Linked DNA regions of Mus musculus: region 2 is linked to region 1. A link is a loop called in an ENCODE intact Hi-C map of the cell type or tissue named here. Cell type or tissue: left cerebral cortex. All regions are shown on one strand. Each heading gives the region's core, and the rest is flanking DNA. Links, peaks and the distances in the headings are about the cores only.

Region 1 (15,216 bases), core at 7,061-9,560:
ATTCACCAAAATACCACAAAACAGTCTCTATGCCACATACTGAAATTGTTCTCTTCTTAAACCTCGTCTGCATAATTCACATTACTCTCAGCAACAAAGTCTTTCACATACCTACTTGGATGGCCCATTAAGCCCCCATTTAAAGTATTCTACTGCTTTCCAAGTCCACAGTCCCCAAATCCACATTTCTCCAAACAAAAGCATGATCAGGTCTATCACAGCAATACCCTAGTCCCTGATACTAACTCCTGTCTTCGTTAGGGTTTTACTGCTGTGAACAGACACCAAGACCAAGGCAAACCTTATATAGGACAATGCTTAATTGGGGCTGGTTTACAGGTTCTGAGGTTCAGTCCATTATCATCATGGTGGGAGCATGGCAGCATCTAGGCATGCACGTTGCAGGCAGAGCTGAGAGTTCTACATCTTCATATGAAGGCTGCTAGTAGAACTAGCCACCACCACTGCACATAGGTAACAGATGTGTAGTTTCGTCTTTTTGCAGTTCCCTGAACAACAGAGCAAGGGCTGTTCCTGAATCTGTTGTCTGCCTGTAGATCCCATTACCCTAACTGGGCTGCATTATCTGGCTTCAGTGGAAGAAAATGCACCTAGTCCTACAGTGACTTGATGTTCAAGAGTGAGGTGATACCCAGAGGGCCCTCCCCTTCTCAGAGGAGAAGGGGAGGGGTGGGTAGTATGAAAAGGGGGTACTGGGAGAAGAGGATGGGCTGAATGTTAAGTTCAGAAAGAAAAAAAGAAAGAATGAATGAATGAAAAACTCAATCAAATAAAAACAACATTGGTCTTTATTGGCCAATAGGCCCAATAAAGAATGAGAACAATACTAAGGATGGGGGAGGTTATGAAATACAATATTCAAGTATCAATATTGGAGGTGGTAGGATGGCTACAACATCCAGGAACCTTAATATATGGTCATGTCCCTAAATCAAAAAAATCTACAGGACAGAAGAATCAGAGATTAAACTAAATGCGTAGAGCAATTATAAAGTAAATTATAGTGGAAAGTTAGCCAAATCTGGGTAAGAAATGAGTATTCAGGTAAGAAGCCCTTATAACACAAACAAGCATGACCAGGGTTTTCATCAGTTTTCTTTTTACTATGTGTACTGGACAGTTTTATGTCAACTTGACACAGCTGGAGTTATCACAGAGAAAGGAGCTTCAGTTGGGGAAATAACTCCATGAGATCCAGCTGTAAGGCATTTTCTCAATTAGTGATCAAGGGGGAAAGGCCTCTTGTGGGTGGGACCATCTCTGGGCTGGGTGTCTTGGGTTCTATAAGAGAGCAGGCTGAGCAAGCCAGGGGAAGCAAGCCAGTAAGGAACATCCCTCCATGGCCTCTGCATCAGCTCCTGCTTTCTGACCTGCTTGAGTTCCAGTCCCGACTTCCTTGGTGATGAACAGCAGTATGGAAGTGTAAGCTGAATAAACCCTTTCCTCCCCAACTTGCTTCTTGGTCATAATGTTTGTGCTGGAATAGAAACCCTGATTAAGACAGTATGATAAAGCATCCTGATGAAAAAAGCTTAATGTGGTCAGGATTGATGTCTTAACAGTTAAGACAGGCCAGGTGGTGGTGGGACACGCCTTTCATCCCAGCGCTTGGGAGGCAGAGGCAGGCAGATTTCTGAGTTCGAGGCCAGCCTGGTCTACAAAGTGAGTTCCAGGACAGCCAGGGCAATACAGAGAAACCCTGTGTGGAAAAACAAACAAACAAACAAATCCACAAAACACAAAAAAACAGTTAAGACAGTTTACTACTCTTAGAGATGAGAGGGTTAAGTTTCCAACTTCCACATTGTGGTCTTACAACTGATTGTAACTCCAGTCCCAGGTGTTCAAACTTCATCTTCTGGCCTCCATAAGTACCTACATGCATATGGAGCAAATACAGGTGAGCCAACACACATATCTGAACACGAATAAGATTTTAACAATAAGTAGAAGTGTGACACAGTAAAGATTTTGTGTTGGCTCAGTTTAAATTTACATTACATGATGTTGGGGAAGTCAAGAGAGCAGGATCTTAAGGGAGCTGTTCACCATGCATCCATTACCAGTAATATTTATGCTCAGCACAGCATTTCCTTTTTAAAAATCCAGCATCCCATACTAGGGAATGGTGTCATCCACAGTGGGTGGGTTTTCCCAAGTCAATTAATCTAACCATACACAGATCTCACAAGTATACTCAGATACTTGTCTCTTAGCTTGTCCAGATCTTGTTAAATTGATGATTAACACTAACCATCACAACCAGAAAAACATCTCTCCAATGCCATATATTTGTCAAGATGTTAAAAGAATATTCAAAGGGATATTATGAAATCCTTGATTAGATATTCCACTGAACATTTCCCTTTGCCAATATCTTTCAGAGTTGTCCCAGAAAGGGTTTGTAATTTTGCCTCTGTTCATGTGTGAGTGCTATCTGCATAATGTGCTGAACTCTGGGAATGTGAAAAGTAGCTTGGTCCCTAGTTGAGCTAAGGCTCAAAATCCCAGAGCTCTGAAAGAAAGGTAGGCATTTTGCCTGTTCCTGGACACCAGGACCCTGTCACTAGCCTCAGCTTTCCTTCCCAGACATCCCTCCCTGCAAAAGGTATTTAACTTCAGGCCTACCCTGAGAAGTGGGGTATGGTTATACTCATCCACTTTCTACCATGTCAATAAATGCCTTAAAATTAAGGACTGCTTCTATTCATCGGGATCCACCTTGGGGAGTCATGGAGAAGGCCTTTGCCTATAGAGCTCAAAGAAAGAAGATTTTGTGCTTTGTCTGCTTGCTCCTGTCTCAATAGCAAGTCCATTCCTTCACTGGCATCACTGGCATTAGAGCTTATTAGAACTTTTTTTTTTTTCCCCCAAGACAGGGTTTCTCTGTGTAGCCCTGGCTGTCCTGGAACTCACTTTGTAGACCAGACTGGTCTTGAACTCAGAAATCTGCCTGCCTATGCCTCCCAAGTGCTGGGATTAAAGGTGTGCACCACCACCACCCTGCTTAGAGCTTTTTTTTTTAGGGTATATGGCATATATTGAAGACTAGGGGAGTCATCCAGACTTGTAGACTGGATGTTGGACCTTCTGTTCATAGGAAGATGTTGTTGGATTAGTTGGACTACAAACTGTAAGTCATTCTAATAAATCATACATATGATTTATTAGTTTTGTTTCTTTAGAGTACCCTGAGTTATATGGATTTTGGTACCAAGAGTGGTTTTAGAGCAACAGAAGTATAAGGATGAATTTTTAAGTATCTAGAATGGGCTTTCCAATTTGCCAACACCTACAGTTACCAAAGTCTCTCCAGTTACTGAAGCCTCTCCTGTATTTATTGAATCTGTACATAGAAATTTTGACTGTTTGTCAAAAAATAAGAACACTGAAGATGCTGGATGGTTGCTCCTAGAATCTCTGAATAAGCTGAGAAAGGAATGAAATGAGAGTTTATGATAAAATTAATAATTATCTAGCATCTCAGAATACAGTGAAGGACCACAATCAACTTAGTAATAAAATTGACAGCCATTCAATGTGGATAAATAATCTAAAGGTTTCTAAGTGTGCCCTGGAAGAGATCTCTTCAGCAGGCACAGAACTCTCCTCATGAAAAATAAATCTGAAGCCCTTATTAGAGTAGTGACTGAATTACAGTGAAAAATTAAAGTCCCTTCCTTAGACAATGTTGGCAGTTAAATTAAGAGCAGTAATTGGTAAAGAGTGGGATCTATAACTGTGGGAATACCCTGTGTTGGATCAAATATGCTTGGCCTATAAGGAGTGGTACTGTTAGGAGGTGTGGCTTTGTTGGAGGAAGTGTGTCACTGTGGGGGTGGGCTTTGACAGTCTTCCCCTGGGGCCCTTCAGATCAAGATGTAGAACTCACAGCTCCTCCAGAGCCATGCCTGCCTGGACACTATCTTTGTGACTTGCATACAGCCTCAAAGGTAAAGATTCTCTTCTAACTAACAATTAATAATCCTTATATAACCTTGGCAAGGTCCAAAGGGATATTGTAAATTCAAGAGCTTGGTGAGATTTCTAAGTTTTGTTTACTTCTTGAATTATAACATAACTTAGTCTAGGCAGGGGTGTTTTAATTTGAGGAAATACACACACACACACAATATATATATATTGTGTGTGTGTGTGTATCCAATATATTGTATGGTTTCTCCCACAACCAGGATCCACAGGTCCAAAAATAAAATGGTGAAAGGGGAATAGTTCTACTCCCTATTATCCCTAGTGGCCCACTAGGATTTTTTTTCTTCCTGTTATCAGAATTTTACATTTTGCTGGGTTAGAAGCATTGGTTTCCCAAGGGGGAAGCACTCCTGCCACAATAAACATTCCATTGAACTGGAAGCTTAGACTTCCTCCTGGACACTTTAAGCTTCTGATGTCCTTAAACCAACAGGCTAAGAAAAGAACAACAGTGTAAGGAGGTGTGGTTGATACAGAGGACCATGGTGAAATTGGATTGCTTTCTCACAGTGGAGGTAAGAAAGCTTGTGTCTGGAGTGACTGAGATCCTTTAGTGTCTCTTGGTGCTACCATGTCTTGTGATTAATGTCTATTGGAAACAACTGCCTAATCCAGGCAGGCAGAAAAGGGGCACAGACCCTTCAGGAATGAAGATATGGGTCACTCCATGAAACATGCCAAGACCTGGTGAGGCAGTTGCCAAGGGAGGAGAGAATACAGACTGGGTAGCAGAGAAGGGTAGTTATAAATAAAAGCAGGGACACGAGGATTCTAAATTGACATGAGTGCGGACAGATACTTGTTTTCTCTTCAGTTTATCACATAGCATCAATTAAGAGAGTATTAATGGTTATCATGTTTAAGTTTGAGATACTAAAAGAATATCCCTCAATTGTCACCTATTTGCAATTTAAATGTGTTTGCAGTTGTATGAAGAATAGCTATGTAGACATTATTATGACCTGGTTAAGTATGTAATGAATTTGAGACTGTATACAGAATAGTTATATTTAGGCATTATTTTAACCTGGTTATGGTTTTCATTTGGAAATTAGTTATGTCCTGAGATGATTGTGTGCCAAGCTGATAAGGGGTAGACTTGTAATAACTATTCTTGATGTTAATTTGACTACATTTGGAATTACTTAAATGGAAAAGTGAATGTCATATTGGTGAGGGGCTTTTGATTATTTTGAAATGGGAGGATCTACTTGTAATCTGGATCTTTGAGGGAGAAACACACACCTTTAATCCAGATTTAATCAGGGCCAGCCACACCTTCTGCTGGAATCCTATATAAACAAACGGAAGAAGGAAGCGTTTGCACTTTGCCTGTCTGCTCTCACCTTGCCAAGTCCATTCCTGCACTGGCATTAGAGCCTACTTCTTTGGGATTTCAATGTATACTGAAGACTAACCAAGACAACGGACTTGTAGCTGAGCATCTACTGGATTCTTAGACTTTGTATTCATAGCAAGCAATTGTTAAATTAGCTGAACCACAGCCTGTAAGTCATTCTAATAAATCTTCCCCCCCCAACTCTCCTTCTATAAGTTATGTTACTATAGACAACCCTGACTAATCTAACTAGCCGACAAGCTCCATAGGTCCTTTGTTCTCTACAGCACTGAGATTGCCAGAGCAGATCATGACACTTAGCCTTATGTTTTAAATTTACTATAATTATAACAACTCTCAGCTTTTAAAATGTGGTTTCTGGGTTTAAACTCAGGTATATCTGCTTTCAAGATAAGCATTTTACGGACTGAACTATCTTCTCAGTCCTAGCAGATTGCTTAAAAAGCAAAGCAGAAATCAAAATGAGTATGTAAGCTAAGGAAGAGGGCAAGAAAGGGAACTAGATTAGATCATTATAAAACTGAGTACTTTTTGAAGGATGTTTTTGGGAAGGTAGCCCAACCAATGCAAACCCTCAGCTACAACACAGGAAACATATATATATATTCTCTTAGTTGAAAAGAACTTCTAGATAAAAAAGCACATGTACATTTTAGTTAGCTAAAAAATTAAGTTGGACATATGAGACTTGCCCCACCCTCCAGCCACAGCTTCCAGGTCTGCAGATCTGTGGTTTTGGATTTCTGTTCCACAGAATGAGGTTTACCAAAGTTGTCAAGAATAAAGCCTACTTTAGAGATACCAAGTGAGATTTAGAAGGCTACCAGAAGGTAAAAATGACTACCATGCTCATAAATGATTGCTGATAAATGGCAAAATTAAGCTGCTCAAATATAAGATAGTAGTTCATGCCACTACTCGATTGTATATACCTGTAAAAGGAGGATATGATAGGCTGCACAGCATATGTATATGAACTGTCAAAATACAGGTGAAAGTTGGCCTCACCAATTATGCTGTAGCCTAGTATACTGGCCTGCTGCTGGCCCACAGGCTTTGCAATAGGTTTGGAATGTACAAGATCTATGAAGGTCAGGTGGAGGTGACTAAAGATGAATACAATGTGGAAAGCATTGATAAGACTATCAATGCTTGGCACCTGCACTTGGTATTTGGATGCAGGTCTTGCCCAAATTACAGTGGTACCCTGAAGGGAGATGTGAATGGAGGCTTGTCTATCCCTCATAGACCTAAACAATTCCCTGGTTTTTATTTTGAAAGCAAGGATTTCAATGCAGATGTACATCAGAAGCACATCATGGGTCAAAATGTTGCAGAAGAAATATTGGGTTGCTCAGAAGAAGGGCACACTTCCTCACAGCTCAGAAATGAGCTGCTGAGAGCTAAAGCAAGTTTCTATTAAGCTTTTTTTTTTTTAAATAAAGACAATAAACTTATTGACCAAGGCACAAAAACTGATGCACTTTCTTAAGAGCTTATGATAGATATTTGCTCCCATAAATACTGTACTGGTGTGTGGAGGGGAGGCATATTGTTTTATAGCCTCACACTTGTGAACTAATAATTTGATGTGAAACGGAACTAGATTTCCTCTGAGTGCTCCCCACTTTTTCTTTTCTTTCTTCCTTTCCTTTGTGTCTTTACATAGCTCTGGTTGTCCTGGAACTCAGTGTCACCCACGCTGGCCTCAAAATCACTTGAGATGCATCTGTCTCTGCCTCTTGGGAACTTAGAATGAAAGGTGTGTGCCACCATGCCCGGTTTCTGCTATATTACTCATAGTGAAATCAAAGAGATTTTTAAACGTAAAATTTAACTATTCCTTCCACACACTCTTAAGTCTGTCGGCTTCTGTTCCCATGAGCAAGGTTCCTAACAAACCTCTAAGGTTCACAAGATCTGTCTCTAGTCACTCAATATTTTGGTAATTTATCTCCCCATGCAATGCTTCCTCAAAGCGGATCTTTGAAGTACTGTGTACTAACTGGCTCATATCCATCAAGCAAATTAGAAGTAAAAGACACCCTAGGACTACGGAGTGAGCATACACATCTTGATTAATCTGTAAGGGATATTACTTTAGACCACCAGGGCCGAATCTTAGTCACAACAGTGTAGACTCCAACTTGGGTGCAAGGGCTCAGATCTCACCTATTGGTTAGCAATGAGTCTTAATCTACGTCAGTACTCTCAGTCGTGAGGTGGTGAGAAGAGAACTTACATCCATGAATACGTACGCTAACACATTTTTAGGTATTTACTCATGGAAGAAGCCAATTTTGTTTAATAAACAAACCGTGGCGAGAACTTTCAGCCTGTATTTGCCGACTGATAACGGCGTGCTCTCTCGCCTGCACTGTTGAATCTGAGGCTGGAGACTTGTGTTTCACCAGTCCTAAATGCTAGGAACACACTTGACATTTCCCGAGCGTTCTCCATTCACCAGCCAGATTCACTTTCTGAAAAATCTGGATTAAGAGCCCAGGGAGCAACAGCCCTTGCACGGTTCCTTCAGTACTTGATCCCTGGGATTACAGTATTTTTCTTTTGCATGACTGACGTTCTTCGATGAGATTGCTGTCCTTCTAACAGTGGCGTCTCTTTCAGTCTTTATTTTATTACAACCTCTCATTAAACTTAAAGCACGACTCCTAGGCGCTCTCCCCCGCAACAGTCCCGAAAAGAGAAGAGCGACTCTCCCGGAGGCCATTCTCGCGAGGAGTTCTCCTCTCGCGGGATTTCCCTGCGTCCAGAATCCTTAGCGCGAAGCGGAAACTATCTTCCGCTCAGCCTCGGTGACTGCGGGAGTTCGGCCGGAAGCTTGCGCGGAGGTTCCGTCTCTGGCCGCTTCTGCAGGGAAGCTAGATGGCGGGGCCTGAGCCGCCGATGCCGCTGTCCCGAGGCGGCCCAGGCTCCGCTTCGCTTTCTCCGCCCCGGGGAGACCGCACCCTCCTCGTCAGGCACCTGCCGGCCGAGCTGACGGCTGAGGAGAAGGAGGACTTACTGAAGTACTTCGGGGCGCAGTCGGTGCGCGTCCTGTCAGATAAGGGGCGCCTGGTAAGCGTGCGCAGCGGGCGGGGCGGGGCGGGGCGGGGCGGGGCGGAGCCGGGCCGCTAGGACCGGGAGAAACAGGACTAGGCTCGCGGTCTGCGCCTGCGCAGCTTGCCTACCAGAGAGGCGAGCATGGAATTGAACCTTGAGCCAGTTAGATTAAGGCTGAGCCACGCAGGGACTGTGTAGAGGTTTCTACCGGCGAGCGCACCCGCCCGGTCGAATTCAAAACTAGCCTAGACTTGAAAATACTGTTTCTGTTAGATTCTCATAGTCGTATGCAAGGTTTTTGGTTTTGTATTTTTATTTTAAAAAATTGCTTTTAAATCCTGGGTTGTAGAGCAGGATATACATAATAGCAAAAATTTGAGTGTAATAGACTTAATAGATTAACAAAATGCAAATACAAATATCCCTTAATTCAATCTAAATACAGTAGGCTCTCCTTGAATCAGATTGGACAAATTCAGAGTTCTAATAAACAACTCAAACTTACCAGTAATATAATTTGTTCACCTTTTTCAGGATGGTATTCAAAATAGAATTCAAATGAGAAAATTAGACTTATTACTGAAATTATAGAAACAAAGCAAAAAGAGACAATGCACCTTGAGGGGTGATTTCACTGTTAGTAAATGATTTTAAATTTTATCTTGTATAGACTGAAAAGACTTTTGAGTGAGATGAAAAAGGGTATTCCATATGTATAAATTTTTCATTTTAATAATGAATCAAGCTTCTCCATGCATCACTTTTGTGTGGACATGAAACTCACAGTCTAGAAAGGCTATGCTGAGGGTTTTTTTTTTTTTTAAGGTTTTATTTATTTATTATATGTAAGTACAGTGTGGCTATCTTCAGATCTCATTATGGGTGGTTGTGAGCCAACTTGTGGTTGCTGGGATTTGAACTCAGGACCTCTGGAAGAGCAGTCAGTTCTCTCACCCGCTGAGCCATCTCACCAGCCCTAAATGTTTTAAGAGTGATCTTTTTTGGAAAGAGGAGATGCTTTAAGATTTATTATACTTTTAATTATGTTGTACATTTGTGTATATTTTGGGGGTTTGTAGGAGTACAGGTGGTTATGAAGTTGCTGAACATGGACATTGGGACATCTTCCCAATGATGCCCTTGGTAAGAGCCCTACTGACTTTTACCACTGTCCCATCTCTCTGGTCCCCAGGAGTAGAGAGTTTTTTTAAAAATTGTGGTCTGTTGAACTCTTTGCTATTATAAAATATATTGTGTTTGTCCTTATTCATTTATGTTGAGAGGCAAAGCTGAAGAGCGTGCAAGTCCAAGAAGTCTGACCCTAGAAGATTCGGAACCTCTAGACTGAAACTAGTGATCAGTTAAATAGTCTAAAATTTCCATCCTTTCCGATACTTTCATTAATATATTGCATGTTTTTAAAATGTTACTTTTTATTAGACTTTTGAAACACTGGAAATAATATGTGCCTTAATTTTATTTCAGAAACACACAGCATTTGCTACTTTCCCTAATGAAAAAGCAGCAATAAAGGTATGTCTTTTTCTTTATTGTTAAAGTTTTCAGAGATTTCTTATCCAATCTTAGGACAAAAGTGACAAGTAATAATAAACTGTCCTTTTTAAAAGCAAAATCATTTGTGTCCCAAGAGTTTTCCCAAAAGGTCACAATTGGCTTGACAGATATCAGAGCTTCTCCAGTGCTTAGATACTGAGACTTGAGAACCGTAGATTATTAAGTAAGAGAAGGATTCTAGTATAATTTAAAAAAAATTATAAAGCATATTAGATAAACATATCTAGTGTTTATGGTTCAAAAACTTTACAAGTATTAAAAGGTATAAACCCAAGGAATCATTTGTAAAAGCTATCCCTTTTGAACTAGGCCTCTGATTCATTGAATTTTGACATGAAAACAAGAAGAAATGGGTTTTTCAGGTTTAAGAAACAATGGAATTGGCCATGAAATGTGAGAAGTCTGTCAGGAGCTAACATCAGTGGTAGAACTAAAAATGTGAGATTGTATTTAAGTGGAAGAGAAGTATTAAATTTTATTTAGTAGGTGTCCTAAAAGAACTTGATACTACTGAGAAGGCTAAAAATAGGCTTAGACTGATGAAAATTTTGTCTGGTAGGGTTTATATTTATATATTAGATTTGATGTAGAGAAAAATTACAGATAGACTACATGGGAAGCTGAGGCAGAAGCAATAGGTATCTGAAAAGGGCAATAAGAAAACAAAGGGAGAGAAGTACATGTATGCTTTGGAGGAAAAGGTTTGAGTCTTATTTTACAGAAATTATTTAGTAGAGTATTGCATAGAATGCACAAGGTTCTATATCCAATCCCAGTACTACAAGAGTATAGTTTGTAGGTCTTAGTAATACAAGATTTGAGAACAAAAAGTACTTCAGGATCCTAAGTATTTTTCTTTTAAAAAAAAAAAATGTCTTTTTTGCCACTAGTACACATGTGGAGGTCAGAGGATAATAATTGGTTCCTCCTTCCACAGTCTATGTCTCAGTCTTGGCAGCAAGCACCTTTACCAGCTAAGCTGTCTTTCCATTTCTAGTTCAGAGTTCTGGGCTGTTTAGCTTCTCTGACAAAGGAATATGAGGGTCTTTGCACAGGCATGTAATGATGTCCTATGTTACCTGTTAACTTTGAGGTGTCCTTCTGTGGAAACAGTAAACATTTTAAGATATTTTCTAGAACTGAGCAAAGTTAAGAAAGTTACTCTTAGTATGTAAATGACTATGGTGGGCCAAAGGAAGATTAGCCAAGAGAAAATTTGTCTTATTAAAAAAGAAAGAAAGAAAAAGGAATTGCAAAAGTGAAAAACATGTTTTGTTTTGTTTTGTCTCTCGAGACAGGGTTTCTCTGTGTAGCCCTGGCTGTCCTAGAACTCACTCTGTAGACCAGGCTGGCCTCAAACTCAGAAATCCCCCTGCCTCTGCCTCCCAAGTGCTGGGATTAAAGGTGTGTGCCACCACGCCTGGCCGAAAAACATGTTATCTTGGTGCAAAAAATAGGTTAGAGATTTTGTGATGAAACATGCTGAAAAGTGAGCATACTCGTACTACTCAGGGTTAATCAGGGCTAAACGTTGAAACTATTAATGTTGGACTGGCTGGGTTTGTGTGACAACTTGACACAAGCTGGAGTTATCACAGAGAAAGGAGCCTCCCTTGAGGAAGTGCCTCCATGAGATGCAGCTGTGGGGCATTTTCTCAGTTGGTGATCAAGGAGGGAGGGCCCATTGTGGGTGGTGCCATCCCTGGGCTGGTAGTCTTGGGTTCTATAAGAAAGCAAGCTGAGCAAACCAGGGGAAGCAGGCCAGTAAGAAACATCCTTCCATGGCCTCTGCATCAGCTCCTGTTGCCTGACCTGCTTGAGTTCCAGTCCTGACTTTCTTTGGTGATAATCAGCAACATGGAAGTGTAAGCTGATTAAATCTTTTCTTGCCAACTTGCATCTTGGCCATGATGTTTGTGGAGGAATAGAAACCCTGACTAAGACTGTCCTGACTGGTCTGGACCTTACTGAGTAGAAGTCTTTTCATCGAACTCACAGAGATTTACCTTGCCATAGCCTGTACCTTTTCCTTCTGAGTTTTGGGAATAAATGTGCCACCATACTATGCTCAGAGATTTTTCTTAAAACAGGGAAATAACTCTTCTTTTTGAGGGAGGAATACCATAACTTTAAAAATATTATATCTTATCTCAGTTACTAACAGGTCTCAGTCAAATTGCACACAATAAACATATATAAATGTTTTAGTTTAAAGTGTGTCATGTATGGTATTATCTTCATGGTACTTGATTATGATTGCAAATATATAAAACATGAAAAGACCTAAAAATCTGAATTCAGATCTCAACCATTTCTGATAAGAGATATTAAACTTGTTTATATCCATATTTTGGATTATAATTGACTACATGATTTTATATGATTATTAGGGGATGTGATTCCTCTACTTGAATGAAGCTGTAAAACAGAACACTTTCCTTTATATATCTAGAGCAGTGCTGCTCAATCTGTGTCTCGCAAACCCTCCGGGGATCTAATATCAGATAACCTTCAGGTATATATAAACACCAGATATATAAATATCAGATATATTTCCATTCACAAAGTAGCAACATTATGGTTATAGCATAGCAACATGTTTGGGGTCATTACGACATGAGAAACTGTACTTAATGGTTTCAGCATTAGGAAGGTTGAGAGCCACTGATTTAGAGTGTAGCTAAAGAAGACTTGATAAAGGATGGGCTGTAGTAAATAAGTCTAAACTTCTGGATTTAGGTAAATATACAGACTTAATTTGTGATAACAGATGTAAAGTGGAGCATATAGGTGCAAATGCTAATGTTTGAGAGTACACAGTTCACATTTAGTCTCATGTGTCTCAAAGTAGATAGAAAGCAAGGTAATAGTCTAAGAGAATGGGAGAAGAAACTGTGAGACTACATATCAAGGAAAACATACAAAAATTTCTCTTAGAGATTAGTGCAATTTAGGCCAAGATTGTGATTGTATAATTTTATCTGTTGTCAGCAAAGGTCACCTTGAGATTTTTGTAGTTGGAATTTATTGGTAACCGGAACACTTAATTATTTTTGTTTTATCACGTACAAGCAAAGTTAACAGAGATTTCATTTTACTAGAGTACTTTGATTAGTAATAATGGTAAAATAGCCCATGATAAGACATAACTAAAGAAATTTAGTTAAAAAAGTATAAATTATCGTCTTTTAAACTGAGTAACAAGCGTTTTGTTTTTTGTATTATATTTTGTATTGTATCTAAAGGCACTGACGAGACTCCATCAGCTGAAACTTCTAGGTCATACTTTAGTTGTTGAATTTGCAAAAGAGCAAGATCGAGTTCACTCCCCATGTTCCACCTCAAATACAGAGAAAAAGAAAAGGTATGCAGACATTCAGGTGTTCCTACCATTTTGAAATAAGTGTGTTTGTGAGTGTGTGTGTGTTTTTCAGTGATTTTTATAGTTATTGCATTGTTGACAAATACATTGAAAGCATAATAAAATGTTTCTCTAGTAAATTTAAAAATTAAGTACTATTTTTCCTTCTAGTTGTGCTGAGGACTGAGGTTTGAAAGATTAACAAATGAAGTGGAAAAGAAGTAGGGTGGATGGCATTATGCATGTAGTGGAAGAAGGACAACTGCAGGCTAATTACCCACTGTCCAAAGTGTATGGGATTTATAAAGAGTTTTATTCATTTGTAATATCCACCAATACATGATTCTTTGAAGTATTATCCTAAGCCTAAACATGAAATTCATTTGTTTCATATCTTCCTGTATACATTTCCTGAAGGTAATTTATAGAGCACTTTCAATATGTCCATGGTTTGTGATCTATTATTACTAGAGGTTACCAAAAAAATCTTCTAAATGGTACTATCATGTTACCTCAGTTTCAAACTTCATAGCATTACAGATTCCATCCTGTAGTAATAACACTCTATTAGAGATAATAATCAGTAGAAAATTACAGCTTCTTTGTTGGTGTTCTCACATTTAGACTCTTGATAATGTTTGGCTGTGGGTCTATGTACGTGTTCACATCTGCTGCAGGAGGAAGCTCTGATAACTAAATATGTCCTATGACAATAGCAGAATATCATTAGGATTGATTTATTGACACTTTTTTTTTAGATCTGTAAGTAATATTTGCTTTTACCCTAGGTCTCTGGGCTATCTAGTCTCTGGTTCTTGGTTACCCAAGCAGTGTCAGGCATGGGTTCCCTCTAGCTCTCGTGGAGTAGGCCTTAAGTCAAATCAGACATTGATTGGCTACTCTCCCAGGTTCTATGCCACTATTGCTGTAGCATATTTTGCAGGCAGGACAGATTATAGCTCAAAGGGTTGCTGTCCACATTTCTCTTTCAGAATCCTGTGGAGTATCTTCACACTAAAGGCACTAGAATGTAGGGGTGAAGGCTCTATGTAGGCATCAGCTTGACTTGTCCCTTCTTGTTCAGTGAGTTTTGTGGGTGTTGTCCTTGGCAGTGGAACCCCACTGTCAGTTTGTAAAGAGTAATCCTTCTTAACAGCCTGGGATGTTGGGAATTGCCATGAGATTCCCATGGCCAACAACTCTATTGAATGTAACCTAGTCCTGTCCTTAAGGCCTTGACAGGATGGCAAGATGAAATTCGATGTCACTCATTACTAGGTACTTCATTAGGATCATCTTCATAGATTCCAGGAAGTTGCCATTTTACTCGTTTTTCACACCACCTCTCAAGTGCTTCAAGTTCTGGCTGTTTTTCCCCCAACTTTCTCCCTCAATTCTATCTCCCCTCGATCACAGCCTGATTCCCATACACAAATCCCCTCTTGTCCTTAGTCCCATCAAATCCCTCCCCTCAGAGCTCAGGAACTCTCAAGGAAGAAAAGACAGAGTTTAAGAGCCAAGGCGAAGGTAGAGGATACCAGAGGAGCAAGGCCCTCTGAATTGACTAAACAAGGTGCATGTAAGCTCAAAGAAACTGAAGCAGCAGACACAGGCCTGTATGGGTCTTCACCAGATCTTCTGTGTATATATTGTATCTATTGGCTTGATATTTTTATAGGACTCCAGACTGAGAACAAGTGGGTCTCTGACTCTTCTTGCAACTTTCTTCCTCCCCTTGGGTTGTTGTGTCCTACATAAATATAAAAGTTTTTGCTTTATCTTATATTTTTATTTTGTCATATTTGGTTGTTATCTCTTTGAAGTCTGTTCTTTAAGTGTGAGA
Region 2 (15,216 bases), core at 8,456-10,955, 2.0 Mb before region 1:
TCATTTGAACTCTGGGACCAGGGAAGGCTGGTTTTGCCTCCTCCCCTTAATTTTTTAACTGCTGTTCAGCTTCTCGTGCTTAATGAGGCTTTTCCAAAAGGAAAACTAGCAAACACACAAAGCACGAATTCCGCCCTTTAAGGAATTGCTTTCTAAATTCTTCATCAGAATACAGTTGTACAATGAACGCCAGTTTAAGGATGTCTGTGCGGCAATCCATCCACAGCACCATTGGCGATCGCGTCAGACTGGGTGGTTTCCTTAGCAGATCCACTGTCTAATATCCCCTTCCGTTAAGTGAGAAAACTATTGGACAAATTAACTTTCTGAGGCTAATAATTACTCAGTTAATTACATACCTTTCTGGTCAGTAACTCCTGATTTGGGGACTGAATATCTTTGGAAGAACCTTAATGTGAAGGCAGGGCATTCTAAGTCTGTCCACAGTCACTATGAACATAAGAGCTTTTCTTTTTTTCATCTGTGAAAAGATGCTGCTTCAGATAGTAAAGGGAAGCTCTGCCATCAAAAAGTAGCTAAACTGGGGCCTGGAGAGATGTCTCAGTGAGGAAAGTGAGGCACAAGCAATGAGGACCTGAGTTCAGATCTCCAGTACTCATGTAGAAATGTAGATGTGAATGTCTTTAACGACAGTGCAGGGTGGGGAGTGGAGACAAGTAGGTCACAGAGGGTCATTGGCCTGTCTAGTGGAAGCACCAAGCTCCAGATTCAGTGAGAGACTCTGTTTCAAAAACCGAGGTGGTGAGCCACGAAGGAAAAACCTTAGTGTCGATTTTTGGCTTCCACACATGTAGGCCCCACCACCACATTCTTTGTATAACACATGTACACAGGCACACATTCATGTATGCACGCACGCACACACACACACACACACACACACACACACACACACACACACACACATGCACACACACACACCACTGCTACCTAAATGAGTGGTAGCCTTTGGGCATAGTTCTCAGATACTAAACAAACATCTGTCACAATTGGGGGTGGAGTCTTAACGTTTTTGGTTTGTTCTTGTTTGTTTGTTGAAATAGGGTCTCTATCTGTAGCCAGGGCTGGTCTTGAACTCTCAGTTCTGTCTCAGCCTCATGACTAATTAGGTTCTAGGTGTGTGCACTACACCTGGCCCTCAGTGCTTTGAAGTGTTATCTGAGGGTTCTTTGGGACAATTGCTTTGGAAACTCCTCTGTTCGCTTTTTCCCATTATGCGGCGAAGTTCCGGGAGCATTTTGGGTGCTGGACTAACAGGTACTGAAGGGATACTAGAGACTGCATGAACTGTGATCTAACAGAAATTTAGGTACATCAAGGACAAATTCTGGTTCAAGGTCACTTGAGCCAAAGAGGGGAGTGTAGGGACCATTCTTGCATTTCCATCTTGCCTCTTTCTGGGTGATGTAGAAGTTGGCATGAAGCAGAGAAAAGCTGGTGTTGACAGGGACTACCTAGAGTTGGGTTTAAGATTTCAAGGATGGCACCAAACAGTGAGTGCTGGCTTGCAGTTACTCTTCATTCTTTTTCAAGCAGAAGGAACTGAGGAAGCTGAAAAGGCAGGAAGATGATCCAATCTCTCTGTGTGTTTCTCTCCCAGCTTAGAAAGAATCTCTTATGTAGTGTATGGTAGCTTCACCTGTCAATAAAAAGCTGTTGACCAATGAGCTGAGTCAGGAAATAGGAGGTAGGAGTTCTGGTAGGAGAGAGGACCTCTGGGATAGAGTCAGGTTCAAGAAGAGATTCACCCCAGTCTCTGAGGAGACAGACACACAAAACTGAGAAGAGGTAACCAGGCATGTGGCACTCATAGAATAGAATAAATGGTTAAGTTATGAGCTACTTAAGGAATAAGACCAAGCTTATGGCTAGACATCTATTCATATATAATTAAATCTCAAAGTTACTTGAAGAACTGGTGTGTGGGTGTAAAAGCCCACAGTTACAGGCTCACCTTCCCTGAAAGGAGGCTGGAGCACTTCTGTTTCATAAGGGTCCTGACCTTACACACAGGGTTTATTAGAACTGACAAGCAGAGCTTGCTGAGTCCCTAGCCCATCATCACCGATAGGTTACGGCCTTTGCCTCTAATCACATTGCTACTCACTGCCTATAAATATTTCAGTTTCCTTGTTTCTGAAGTCTTCATTTCTGAAGGATCCCATGTCACATTAAAATTTAATTATATAAATCCGGTACATTTTCCTCTTGTTATGTAGCATTTGTTATGGCCTCCAACCTTGTGATGATGTAGGAAATGATACTATCCTTTTTCTTTGTTGCAGGAGGAACAATGGCAAACTTTTCGCCTCTGTCCTTGACTAGAAAATTTATAGGTTGAGAGCCAACCAGAGGGTTTCATTCATAACGATGTGTCAGTATCTGTCCAAGAGCCGTCGTTCTTTCCTTTGTATTCATAACTCTATCAAGCACTATTTGAAGGCTCAGGACTTGAGACAATCCTCAGCTCCAAGAACATAAAGTAGACTCTGCAAAGTGTAGGGTAAAGATGCTGAGGGACGGGATGTAAATCTTCCAAATGGCCTTTGTATGTATGGATGCCTGCAGAGAGCTCCTGAAGCCAGATGCTCCTGCTTAGGCTACTGGTGGTGAGCAACATTCTGACACTTAAAAGGATTTTGCCCAATAAATCACAGCATTTAAACCATAGCCATAAGTCTGTAGAACAAATTTGATCTAAGATATATAGAAAATAAGATAGTTAAGAAAATCAATTACTGTGTTGATTAGTTTTATGTCATCTTGCCACAGGCTAGGGTCATCAGAGAGCAGGGAGCCTCAATTGAGAAAATGTAGGGAATTTTCTTAGAGATTGATAGAGGAGGGCGCAACCCATTATGGCTGTGTCCACTCCTTGGCTAGTGGTCCTGTTCTGTTTGCATTCCTGTCTTGACTTTCTATGATGATAAACTGTGCTATAGAAGTATCAGCCAAATAAACCCTTTTCTTCCCAAATTGTTCTTGGCCATGGTGTTTCATTATAACAATAGCAACCTGACTGTGACAACTACTTTTTTTCCTGATCCCAGGGAACATGGTCTCACCATGTAGACCAGGCTGCCCTGGAACTTGATCCCCTAAAAAGAGATGTACCTTCCTCTGCCTCCAGAGTGCTGGGGTTCAAGGCATGTACTACCATCTGCATCTTAAGCTACAAATTGTATTTATTTCATTTTCTTCAAATGAGAAGTTTTCATGTTAAAATTAAACTTGCATTTTCATATTATTCATAAAAGTTGTCATGAAATTATTGAGAGTTCTTCTATTGAATTGCTAACCTTCAATTTACTCAGGATTTCCTTATAATTAATACGGTACTTTGCTCCTTCCTTTATCCAGCAAATGTTTGTAATGAGAACCATATAACCACTAGTTCTAAGTGAACTTCAATTCGGTTTTTTAGTGTTCATACATATATAATTACTTATAAATCCATGAATGTAATAATTAACATACATGCCTTTTTGATGAAACCCCCCTTTTCAAATTCAGCTTTTCTCTGCTCTGTATTACACCCACACATCAACAATTTCACATGTATCTTCTTCATACTTTTTGTTTATCTTTTGACACAGGGTCTCATGTGGCCCAGGTTGGTTTCCAACGAGTTAAGTAACCAAGGATGGCCTTGAACTTCTGATCCTCTTGAGTGTGTTTCCTGAGTGCTGGGATAATAAGTGGTGCCACCATGCTCCAGTTATTCAGTGCAGAGGCTGGAACTCAGGACTTTGTGCATGTTAGCTAACACACGACTGAACTTCCTTCTCAGTCAGTTCCTTATTTATGTACATCCTTCTACATACACAGACATCCACTTCTATATTTGGATACTTACATCTGCATAGATTTTTAGGGATCTCACCTTCCCATTGCAGATGGGCCTGTCCTTTCTTGTCTTCCTTTTCTCCCCTCCGTCCCCCGAGTCAGGGTCTCATGAAGCTCAGCATGTCCTCAGACTTGATGTATCGCCAGGACTGTCCTTGAACTGTTGCTCTTTCTGCTTCTGCCTCCCAAGTGCTCAGATTACAGACATGCATCATCACTTGTAGCTCGCCCTTTACCTTTTTAAATGACCTCTAGCTACAAGCGACGATGCTTATTTTTGCAATTCAGCGTCTGTGAGATCTCTGGTAATAAGGAAAGCAACTTCTGCTGTTAGTAAAATTTGTGTCATATGTTCCAAAAGACAAAAATGTAACAGAGAGCAACTTAAATGCTCTAAGTCCAGGGTGAAGTGGCTATGGAACCTAATATAGACCATCCAGAGAACAAATATCATGATGTCTTTCAAATGTATGAGTACGTCTTGTTCAGTGGCATTTTGTCGTTCATGAATGTAAGACTATAGGTTCCATCTTTATTTTCATTGTGGTACATTTTTTTTCCTCTCCCCCATTTTCAGTTTTAAGATACCTCTTGGGATGGTGGCTAGCTTTATACTGTTTTCACTCATTTAAAAACATCTGCTTCTGATGCATACAGTGCTAGGGTGTGTGACCCTAGAATCAAATGTTCTTCCATTGTGCATGACATTCAGTCTTTGTTGTTGTTTTTTAAAGTCTTGCTGGGTGTGGATGCACACATTTGTAACCCTAGCTATTTGGGATAGCTGAGACAAGGTGAAGTCAAGGTAGACAACAGATTGGGCAGTTTCATAAGACCCTGTCTCAAAATAAGGTTGGAGCTTCACAGGGGAGGTCCGGCTTATTCACAGGGCTCTGGCTTCAGGCTCTAGTATGTGTGTTGTGTTAGGCTCTGTTCACCTGGTCCTTGTGAGGTTTCACTGCATCTCCTTGTCTGCATCCCAGTTGCTTTCTTTTCTTGCCTCCTCTTTTTTACAGACCATTGGAAGCTCATCCCCTCCTACAACATTAACTATCAGTTTTTTTTCTCTTTTTTTTGTGACAACTTCCAAATATTTATGTCTATCCTTCTTCGTGTTTCCCACTGAGCCATGCAGAAGATATTCCAGTTTAGAGCCTCCTCTTCTGCCTTTCCTTTGACAGGCTGTAAGAAAAAATTTTCAATTAATTAATGCTCCTGCTGTTTATATCATCTCCTATCAGCTCTTTATTAGCAATGATTATTCCCAGGACTAAAGTACAAATTGTGAGAATTACTCTTCCGATTGTCATCTCATCGCTACATCCGACCTGTTGCTGTGTTAGTTAAGACAATACTAATTGATGTGATTCTCAGTTGTTGAAGTTATCAAGCCATTTTTCTTTCTTGGTCAGTGTGGCTCTCTGCTTTTCATGGGGACAATAGAGTGGAGTGGAATCTGTGCCTTGCCTCTGATACATCCTAGGCTATATGATCACCACACACAAGGAAAAGAATATGGAAGTGAGGTTTTGGAGGTTTCAGGTCTGATCTGGAAGTAGTTTCAGGATTCTTGCTTAATTTTAGTCTCCTTTGGCTTGAACTCTGGCACATGAGCACGGTAACTGCCAAAGTGCCTGGGAGAAATGGCTTAGGTGGTCTAGGTATGAGTAAATGCAGAGAAGGTGGCTATTATTAACTACCTACCTCATTCTGCCAATGGCTTTCTTTGGTATTGTTTCTTATGTTAACTTCTTTGGCCATTTTTCACTGTTACTGCCTAAGGGTAAGCCACTGTCCCAATGAGTAGAGATCAGTGCAATGTGTATTGAATTATTTATGTCAGTTTAACTTCTTACTGCCAGGCTTCCTTTCTCTAATACATCACCGTCATTATATTTTAGATTTTATTTTTAATTACACACCTATGTGTAGGTATATTTGCAGTAGTCTCAGAGGCCAGTGATGTTAGAGTGACTTAGAGCTGGAGTTATAGGTGGTTGTGAGTCAACCGATGTGGTGCTGGGATAGAACATGGGTCCTTTGCAAGTGCAGTTTGAGCTCTTAACAATAAAGCCATCTCTCTATCCTTTATTTTATTATGTTTGAATAAAACAGTAGGCTCAGTTGTGACAACTCCACACATGTGTATCTTTGTTCATTGCTCTACCCTTACCCTTTCATTATTCTTTCTTGTCCTTGCTGACAGTTTCCTTCTCTTTCCAAATAGTATAACCTCTGCTTTCATGTCTTCTATATATGTGTGTATTACCAGATCTATTGTCTGTACATGACAGAACGTGCATGCTAGTCACTTTTCTCCCTGTATTACTCTTTCTTTCTTCCCCTTACCTTCCTTCCTACCAATTGTCCCTCTTACTTTTATGCTGTGTGTGTGTGTGTGTGTGTGTGTATGCATTAATTTTCTTTTGGTTTGCCTACAAACAAATGGGTTTTACAACAGCAGCAGCAGCAACAACAAGAACAAGAACAAGAACAACAACAGCAACAACAACAACAACAACAACAACATTAGGAGGGAGCCAGGGTGAGGACATTGGGAGGGCTAGCAGGATGTAGTGGTAGGAAGATATGATTAAAGCACTTTATACAAACATGAAGTTTTCAAAGCAGGAAAGCTATTGAATTGGTTTTCATCATGATATTCTCATATATTACTCACTCCTGACTTCCTTCACCCTGCCTCTAACCTTATGGGATGTTTTCAACTCTAGATTTCTTCTACACAGGAGAGAAAATGAGGTGTTTGCTTTTCTGCATCTGGCTTATTTTACTTACCTTGATAGTCTCCAGTTGCAGCCATCTTCCTGTAATTACATAACTGCATTCTTCTTTGTGGCTGAATTAGAACTCGTTTGCATATACATTCTTCTCCAGCGAGTTGGACCCACCATCCAATGAACATCGATAACACACTCAGTCAGTACATGCGCTGTAGTGTGTAGAGCCTCCAAAGTGTCCATGAATCCTCATGCCTCTGGGTTCCATTCCTCAGTTCCTTCATGTGATCAAACTGAGTTTCTGAAAGGGTCCAGTTTTTGGGTTTTTCTTACTTAGTTACCTGCATCTTCTGCTCAACTGGACATACTAAAAGTAGAACGATGAGTGACTTTGGTGTTAGAGAATGACTCAATTATGGCTCTGTCACCCAATAGCTGTGCGGCTTTTCTATTTATCCATATATATATATGTATACATATGGATCCCCTTCCCTGGGAAGACAGAGGCATAAAACCCACCTGCTGCAGACTAGATGTTAAACAAGGTAGCAGATCTAACAGCCTGGATTGATTGGTATCACCATAATTACTACTCAGTATTCGGTGGCTTGTAATTATTGAGAATACCCTCTTGTATTGGTACCCGTGCAACCTCCTCTCTTTCATCAAGATTTTGCTTAAGTATCTTTAAAATTAGGATGCCTGCTCAGCTCACTCTAGCCTAAAGTGATCTCTTACTGTTCTGAACTGTCGAATCTACTTATGCGGCAATTAATCTTGTAGTAGCTTATAGTCTTTTTGTGTGTGTGTGCATAGAACTTTTAATGATATCTTTTGTTAGAAATCACTTCCCCGTGGAGTTTCTGCTGCTTGCCTGTGAGATTTGGGAAACTTGCGACTGTGGCTTACATATTCTTTAATCTTCGCAGCCCTTCCCAGTGATGGATGGCTTCTTTGGAGGCCTATCAATCAAAGCTGTTTGACTTAATAAACATATTTCTAGAGCTGACTGCTCTAGTCCTAGCCAGACTACAGAAGGGGATCTGTTTGTAACATGTAAACATTTGAGTTGACAGGTTTTAAAGTACCCATTAGGAGGGATGGCTGCTCAGCATATAAGCTTACATTTAAGAAGCAATTGATGAGATGGTGAATATGGACCCTGCTGGCATCCTGGCCCCCACATGGGGACCATTCAAACACTTCCTATTAGTTATAACTTCCTGGCGGGGTAGTGTGGGCTCCCCATGAACAGTTAATTATGGGGAGCAGGTTCATTACTGCAAAGTGGTTGAGTTTAGAACAAGCTAAATAAGAAGATTAAAATCATTTTGGAAGAAACATTTCATGGGATATTAATACATAGGCTGTAAATAATGAAGGATAATGAGAACATTAAATTCCAGCAACAATGTATTAACTGCAGAGGGGACTAATTTGTAAATGAATGTTTTGCTTCTCCCAGGGACGGGTTCTCATTTGCTGAAAGGAGGGTTGAGATTGGCCACTGTTGAGACACCTTTGGTGAGATGTGAGAGTAGCTCCTCGCAGCTGAGTCCTCTGGCCCACTGCAGTGTTTGGACTTGGACTTCACACCCTTGTGCTGATGATCAAACTCAGGGCATTGAGAATATTAGGCAAGTGCTTTACTACTGAAGCTCTGGGCTTGGATTCTTCAACAGTAGTGAAAAAAATACCCTAGGGTAGGAACAGAGGGTTCTGTTTTGTTTATTTTGTTTTGTTTTGCTTTTTGTTTTTTGCTTTTTGTTTTTTTTTTTGTTTTTTCTTTATAGCCCTTTAAAAATGTTGAAAAAGTTCATTGAGTATTTTCTGAAAGTTTATTTTTCCATGTATTTTTCTTTCATTTTTTTGAAAAATTTTAAATTAAAAATAGATTTCTCTCCCAAACAAAGTACCCCTGCCACAGTGTCCCCTTCTCCCTTCCTTCCAGCTCTCCCCCTCCACAACCATGCTTTCCCGTTCCCCTTTCACATCTCTGTTCTGCGAGTTTACTGATAGGCCATTTGGAAAGGAATCAGAAGGAGAGGTAGGGGTGTTCCTCTACCTTGAATTATAATTATACATTAGTACTCCATGTTGTAGAAAGGAATCGGAACACACATGTTGTTAACAGATTAGCCTGTGCACATGGAGTTGACCTCACCCTCATTCCAAATGAGGATGAGGAGTAAAAGGCTGATAGTGGCAGATGCTGACTGGACCAAACATTTTAAGAAGTACCCAAGCCCAGGCACACAGAGGCAGAGGGTGTAGTGCAAGGGATGCCAGTGAGAGACACACAGACAGCACAAGTCTCCGAGAAAAGTGTGGCGGACCACCTGATCTGAGAGGCAAGCCTGAACTCTAGAATCTCTGGCTGTGCTGACTCCTCTCTTCTGTAGAGCCTGCTGGTTAGAGATGAGAGGGAAGGCAGTGTGCTTTTTGAAAACTGATTTATGTCAGGCATGGTGGAACATGCCTTTGATCTCAGGACTCAGGATGCAGAGGCAGGTAGATTTTTATGAGTTCAAGGCTAGGCTAGTCTACATAGTGAGTTCTAAGCCAGCTAAGGCTACATAGTAAGACTTTGTCTTAAATAAATGTGCGTGTGTGTGTGTGTGTGTGTGTGTGTGTGTGTGTGTGTGTGCACATGCATGTGGAGGTCAGAGGACAATTTATGCAATTTGTTCTTCTCTTCTACCTTTACATGAATTCCAGGGATTCAACTCAGGTCCTCAGGTTGTACCCACTGCTTTTTTTTTTTTAAATGTCAGTCTGCTGCTTTCTTAGATCACTGACTCCCTTTAAAATACAACTTACAGATTCAATTTCTGTGTCTGCTTGTTGGTGACAGGCCTCGTGAGCTGATTGCAGCTACAGTTCCCAAGAATAGATTCCAAATGCTCTGTTTTCTGTCAGTGGTGGGTGTGGGCATTACATGAGCACTGGCAGTTCTCTAGAAGATGGCTTGCACTAGACATGGAACAAGAGATTTCTCCATTGCTCCTTACTTTCTTCTGAAATTATCTCACCGTGAATGCACTAGAATGATGGAAAATAAAGGAAACAAAGCTAATAAGTGGAGGGGAAAAAGAAACTACTGCTTTGTGAAGCTAGCCTTTGGTAATTTTCCTTCCCTCCCTCCCTCCCTCCCTCCCTCCCTCCCTCCCTCCCTCCCTCCCTCCCTCCCTCCCTCCCTCCCTTCTTCCCTCCTTTCCTTTGTTCTTTCTTTCCACTCACCTTTTAGGCCAAGAGCACTCTGAGCTCCTGATCCCTGTTCCTCTGGCTCCTGAATGTTAGGATTATTTGGCCACCAAAGTCTGATAACGGTATTTTTTTTTTTTTATAATGAGAAGGTAGAGGCCGGTCTCTGGAGTTTGCTCAAAGACAAGCAGTGTTTCGAGACATGATGTGTTGGTAACTAAGGGCGACTGTGGCACTCTTGACATTGGCCTTTCTTCTAAGGATTGAATGTATTTCCTATTTCTCAACATAGTTTGACCCTTAGCTCTTCTTGCTAACATTCCACATTCCCTTTAATGCTATGAAAAGAGAGCTGGAGACAGGAAGGTGTACAGTGACTTACCAGGACTATAAATTAGTAGCAAAGACAAGAATAGAAAATGAAATGGGAGAACAGTTATTTCCTTTAACTACTATGTGCTCATTGTCATTGATGAAACACTGTTACGTTGCTAGGATACTTATGGTCACTGCTGCGACGCATTGTTCTTCATACAATGAAGATGCTTGCCTGATTCATCTCCTCGTGGTCTTAATAATCACATAATTACTTTCTCCAATTCTCAAAACTTTTTAAAGTTATCCTGGGTATTTTAGTCAGGTGCGGATTAGAAAGTTCTGGCTTCAGAATGGCTTTTACAGGATGCGCTTCGGTAATTACAAATCTGTTTGTTTGCTTCTGTTCTGTGTCGTTTTGAGATGTGATGTTGCTATGTAGCCCAGGCGTTCCCTGGATCCCTGCTCCTTCTGTTTCTGCCTCCTCGGTGCCGAGATGATAGGTGTGAGCTCAGCAATGAACAGTTATGAAGAGATCACAGAAAGGCTCACATTTTCCTCTCCTGTGCACATTTATTTCCACAGTATTCACATTATTAGTTGTTTGTTTGTGCTAGGACACTGATGTGGAGGTCAGAGTACAGCCTGCTGGAGTGTGGGATTGAACCGAGCAGTCTTGGCAGCAAGTACCTTTACCCTAAGCCATCTCTCTGCCCACATTTTTGCTCATTTAAAAACTATCCCCTGGTATAAGCAACCAGCTATCTATTATCCCAGCACTTGGAAGGTGGAAGCAAGAGAAGGAGTTCAAGGTCAGCCATGGACCCATGATGTCCAAAAATTCATTTTTAACTCTTAAAATGACAACCAACATTGCCTGGTGAATTTTACACTCCAATATGCCTGGGTAGTTTCAGAAATGCAGAAGCGCCATCTCTAAAGGGAGCTGTGTAACTGTGTAGATTCCCTTCGGATCTTGAACCTCCAGGCAACATGAGCTGGCAAAGGAACACTTTTAAAAACAATATTAGAATTTCTTTCTTGGGCAGAAATCCAAATGTTGATCTGTTTTGTAACACAATTTTATTAAAGTCTAACACAGTTTGGTCTACAATTTTTCAAAGTAGTATTAACTAACTTTTGCATTTTTATTTATGAGACAGAGTAGCCAAGGCTGGACTTGAACTCTCAACAATCCTGTTGCTTCAGCCCTCTGAGTCCTGAGGTGGCAAGGCAGGAGTTAGCATGTATCCCACTACTCTTTCTGGTTTTGATCTCTCAACTTGTTAAGTAAAGAACAATAGACAGTATTTTCTCTCCCTGTGAAGCACAGAATAGAACCTTATGAACTCATAAAAGTATTAGTATAATTTAGAATCCAAAATGTGAAATGTTCGGTGTAATTAACAGAGAAGAGCTTGCCTCGGAAGTCTCCAAAACTGACATCCCATAGACGTGCATGGCTCCCCAGTTTGGTAACATTAATAAACAAGTGCTTTTAATTTAAGAGTAATTATGAATCCATCCATGTGTGAGTTTTCTAATGAAGTCAAATAAAGAAATCAGCAGTGGGGAGACATTTTTCAGTTCTTAATTAGGAAACTAGCAGCACATTTAATGGTCGTAATTGTCATTGGAGCTTTCCCAGAACACTGCTCTTGTGTAACGCCATGATAAACTCAGAGTGTGTAGAGCTCAGGTTGACAGCACAGCTCTTGGAGTGATGAAATCCTTCTTTCTGCCAGCTCCAGAAGTGGTGTTGTTAATCATGTAATGTACATGCTCTTGGCAGAAATAAAATGTGCTGGGATCCTGGGAAGGAATGAGCTGTAGAGACTGCGAGGAAAACTTGTGACACAGACATCCCTACACTTGGTTTATGTTGAGAGACCTTTGGCAACATAACTGATGTCAAAGCTACACTATAAGGCAGTAGTTCTCAACCTTCCTAATGCTGTGACCCTTTAATACAGTTCCTCATGTTGTGGGGACCCCCAACCATAAAATTACTTCATTGGTAATTTATAACAGCAATTTTGCTACTGTTATGAATTGAATTGTAATGTGACTATCTGATATGTAGGATATCTGAATGTGACGTGACCTCTGTGGACGGTTGTTTGACACCACACTGAAGGAGGGTTGAGACCCACAGGCTGAGAGCTGATGCTATAAGGGCATTAAAGAACACAAGTATTGATTCTTAACACTCTCTGAAAACGATTCACTATCATGTTGACCAAGTGAAGCTGAGTTTATTGCTTAAATAGAGAGCATATCTCTTTAATAATGACCAAAGAGATAGACTAGGGGCAGATGTTATGAATGTAAGTGGTCTAATTGAAAGTAAGTGGACTTTCCACGTGTAGTAGGATAGCTGGGCAGTCCTACCTGAGATGTGGAAATGGCTTTAGTTTGTTGAATATGTGTGCCATTCATATCTTCCTAGGCAGGGACTTTCTGTAGCATATTAATATAAGAGCTGTTGTTTTTATTCCTGATGGTTTAGCCTCTAGGTACTCAGATTGATTCAGAATCTACCCACAAGCTAGACCTCTAGGCCATTCTCTCATTTCTTTCTCCATGCATTTATCTACCTTCCTTTTCAGCCAATGCCCCTCCAGCATTTGCTATTCCTTAAGCACCGCACTTGACAGTTATGGGTACAGAGATGAATGCCGAGTTTTACCTTTAATAGGCTTCCAGGTCTAACAAGGATAAGAAATACCTTCATACATGCCCATAATAAGTAGTACTGCATTGGTAAAAGTCAAAATAGGGAGATATGAGACAGGAGGTAGTTTTTTTGCCTGACTATAAAGAGATTTAAATATAATCCTTAAGTGATTCACCTTTACTTGGCAGACAGAATAAAGAGATCTATTTCAACTTTGTCTGCATATTGACATTACCTGGACATTGGGAAAAATGGTGGCTCCATCAAAATTGGTGAGTGTCCAAATATCTGGGATAGAGCTTGTCCATTGACTATCTTGGTAATTCTACTGCTTGGTTTAACTTTAATTTAAAAATAGAATTTTAAGTCTCTGCCAGGCGATTGGGAGCCACTATAGTTTTCAGTGAAGATCCTGACAAACATTGTACAAATGATGGAGGATGGAAGCCCCTGAAGATGGAGACCCCATGAGGTGGTCTTCTGTGAGGTGATAGTCTTAACTGAAACAGAGAGGAGGGCTGCAGAAATAGACAGATTCAAGGGATATTTTGGTGGTCCTTTTATTATCTACATTTTAATTTTAATTAACTTTATTTAATTAATTCTCATCATCATATCTATTGGACATTAAGTGACTTTCAGGCTTATATACAATATGTAAGTCTGAGGAGAGAGAGAGAGGTAGGGAGAGAGAGAGAGAGAGAGAGAGAGAGGGAGAGAGAGAGAGGGAGGGAGAGAGAGAGGTAGGGAGAGAGAGAGGTAGGGAGAGAGAGGTAGGGAGAGAGAGAGGTAGAGAGAGAGGCAGAGAGAGAGAGAGAGAGAGAGAGAGAGAGAGAGAGAGAGAGAGAGAGAGAGAGAGGGAGAGAGAGAGAGAAGCTGTAGAAAAGTAGGATAGTGAGATGTTACAGAATCTTCTCTAGATTCAATAGATTCAATAGATCATCTATTGGTTCTTTGTTCCAGTGGTAGCAAGAGTTGGATCTCTTGGAAGTGTTGGGCAGAGTCCTCATGGATGGGACCAGTGTCTTTATAGAAGAGCTTGAGAAAATTAGCTAGCTTTCCTCATCCCTGCCCCATGGGAGGATTCTATACCCAACCATTCTATAGCACACAGTAGACATCATCTTAAAAACAGAGAGCACGACTTCACCATACATCATCAGTCATTTGCTAATGACTTAGTTGGAGGAGAAAGAAAGTTGACTCATGAGATACTCTATGACCAGGCATGGTGGTATACTCAATTCTAACTCTTGGGGGGTGGAGACAAGAGGATGAGGAGTTGTCAGTCATTGTCACCTACACAGGGATGCTAAGGCCAGCCTGGACCACATGCTATCCTGTCTCCAAAAGCCAACCTCCAAAGACAAAAAGGAAAATAGAAATAAGGCAGCAATGGCGCTAACACCAACAACACCTCGTCTGAGGTATTTTGCTGTAGCTGTGTGAGTGGTTGGAGACAGCTGGTTGGAAAGTCCTGGACCAGGCAGGATGAACTCTAGAATATATTCTTTGGATTTCTTGATGTGTAATTCATATGCTGAAAGTCTTATTGGTCACAGAGGCCACAGAGGTGTGACTTACTGAATACAGGGTGAGAAGTGGAAACCGTGGGTTTAGGCAGCTATTTTAAGAGAATTGCTGTATAGGGCAGTAGAAAAATTGTTGTGATGTAACAGATTTTTTTTTTTGTAGGATGAGATAGTCTTCAGCTTGTATAACTATTCACAGGACAGATACAACACAGAGATAAACTGCTCCTTACCAGAGGCACAAAAGCTGATTCAGGAAGAGGCTTATTTTTCTATAAAAAATAATGTAAATGATGGTATGCCGATGTGGGAATTCACTGCTTATTTCTTTTTCATAATTATTTGGTGTAATTTTTCAATCATAGGCATTAGGGAATAAAATATCATTTCTCAGCTCTTTAGGTTTTCTTCTTGCTCCTTCCTCTTCCAAAATTCACTTAAAAGCTCACAACATCCTCACATTTCATTTTGATCCTAACAGCTTCATTAACAGTTTCTTTTAGTTGAATATTCTCGAACATAACCTTTTGCGTGGAGCTGAGCTATTGCTTAGCTCCCCAGAATTAACCTTTCTAACAAAATATTTATACATTTTCAAAGAGAGTACAGAGAAACAGAGGTGTGTTTAAAATTTGAGAAATTGGATGTGTTGGATGATAAAATATATTTAAAATTATTAACATCATTTCGCACATTGAACCACATAACTTAATTAAAAACAATTGTGCATATGGGGACAGAACACAGGAGTCAGAAAATTTGAAATATATGACACTTTCATTTTTTTTGTATTAGTGAATTCTCCTTAATTTTCTATAATCAGTGATCCTGCCTAGAATTTTTAATAACATTAGTATCCATAAACTGCCACAAATTACAATTT

The links. Hi-C counts contacts between places; a loop is a spot of excess contacts. Peaks named below come from ENCODE experiments on the same cell type or tissue, not always from the same donor. Only the 100,000 strongest peaks of a DNase experiment are listed, where the experiment ranks them.
Region 2: a loop joins it to region 1, with 4 times the contacts of the local background. A loop is called at or near these places in 2 of 42 quality-filtered maps.

What each region holds. Positions count from the first base shown.
Region 1 is chr3:113,623,099-113,638,314 of GRCm38, reverse strand. It overlaps Rnpc3 (RNA-binding region (RNP1, RRM) containing 3), which reads left to right and starts at 8,166. Exons shown (of 15, transcript NM_001038696.1): 1 at 8,166-8,452; 2 at 9,923-9,970; 3 at 13,258-13,376. The coding sequence starts at 8,261. It also overlaps the pseudogene Gm17954. In left cerebral cortex, for the core only: CTCF peaks have their summits at 7,447 and 8,337; DNase peaks (open chromatin) are centred at 8,177 and 8,523; H3K4me3 peaks cover 2,035 bases; H3K27ac peaks cover 1,573 bases.
Region 2 is chr3:115,616,783-115,631,998 of GRCm38, reverse strand. No RefSeq gene overlaps it. Among named protein-coding and RNA genes, the nearest start is that of Gm40124, 17 kb to the left of the region's middle. In left cerebral cortex, for the core only: a CTCF peak has its summit at 9,540; DNase peaks (open chromatin) are centred at 9,506, 10,126 and 10,593; H3K27ac peaks cover 378 bases.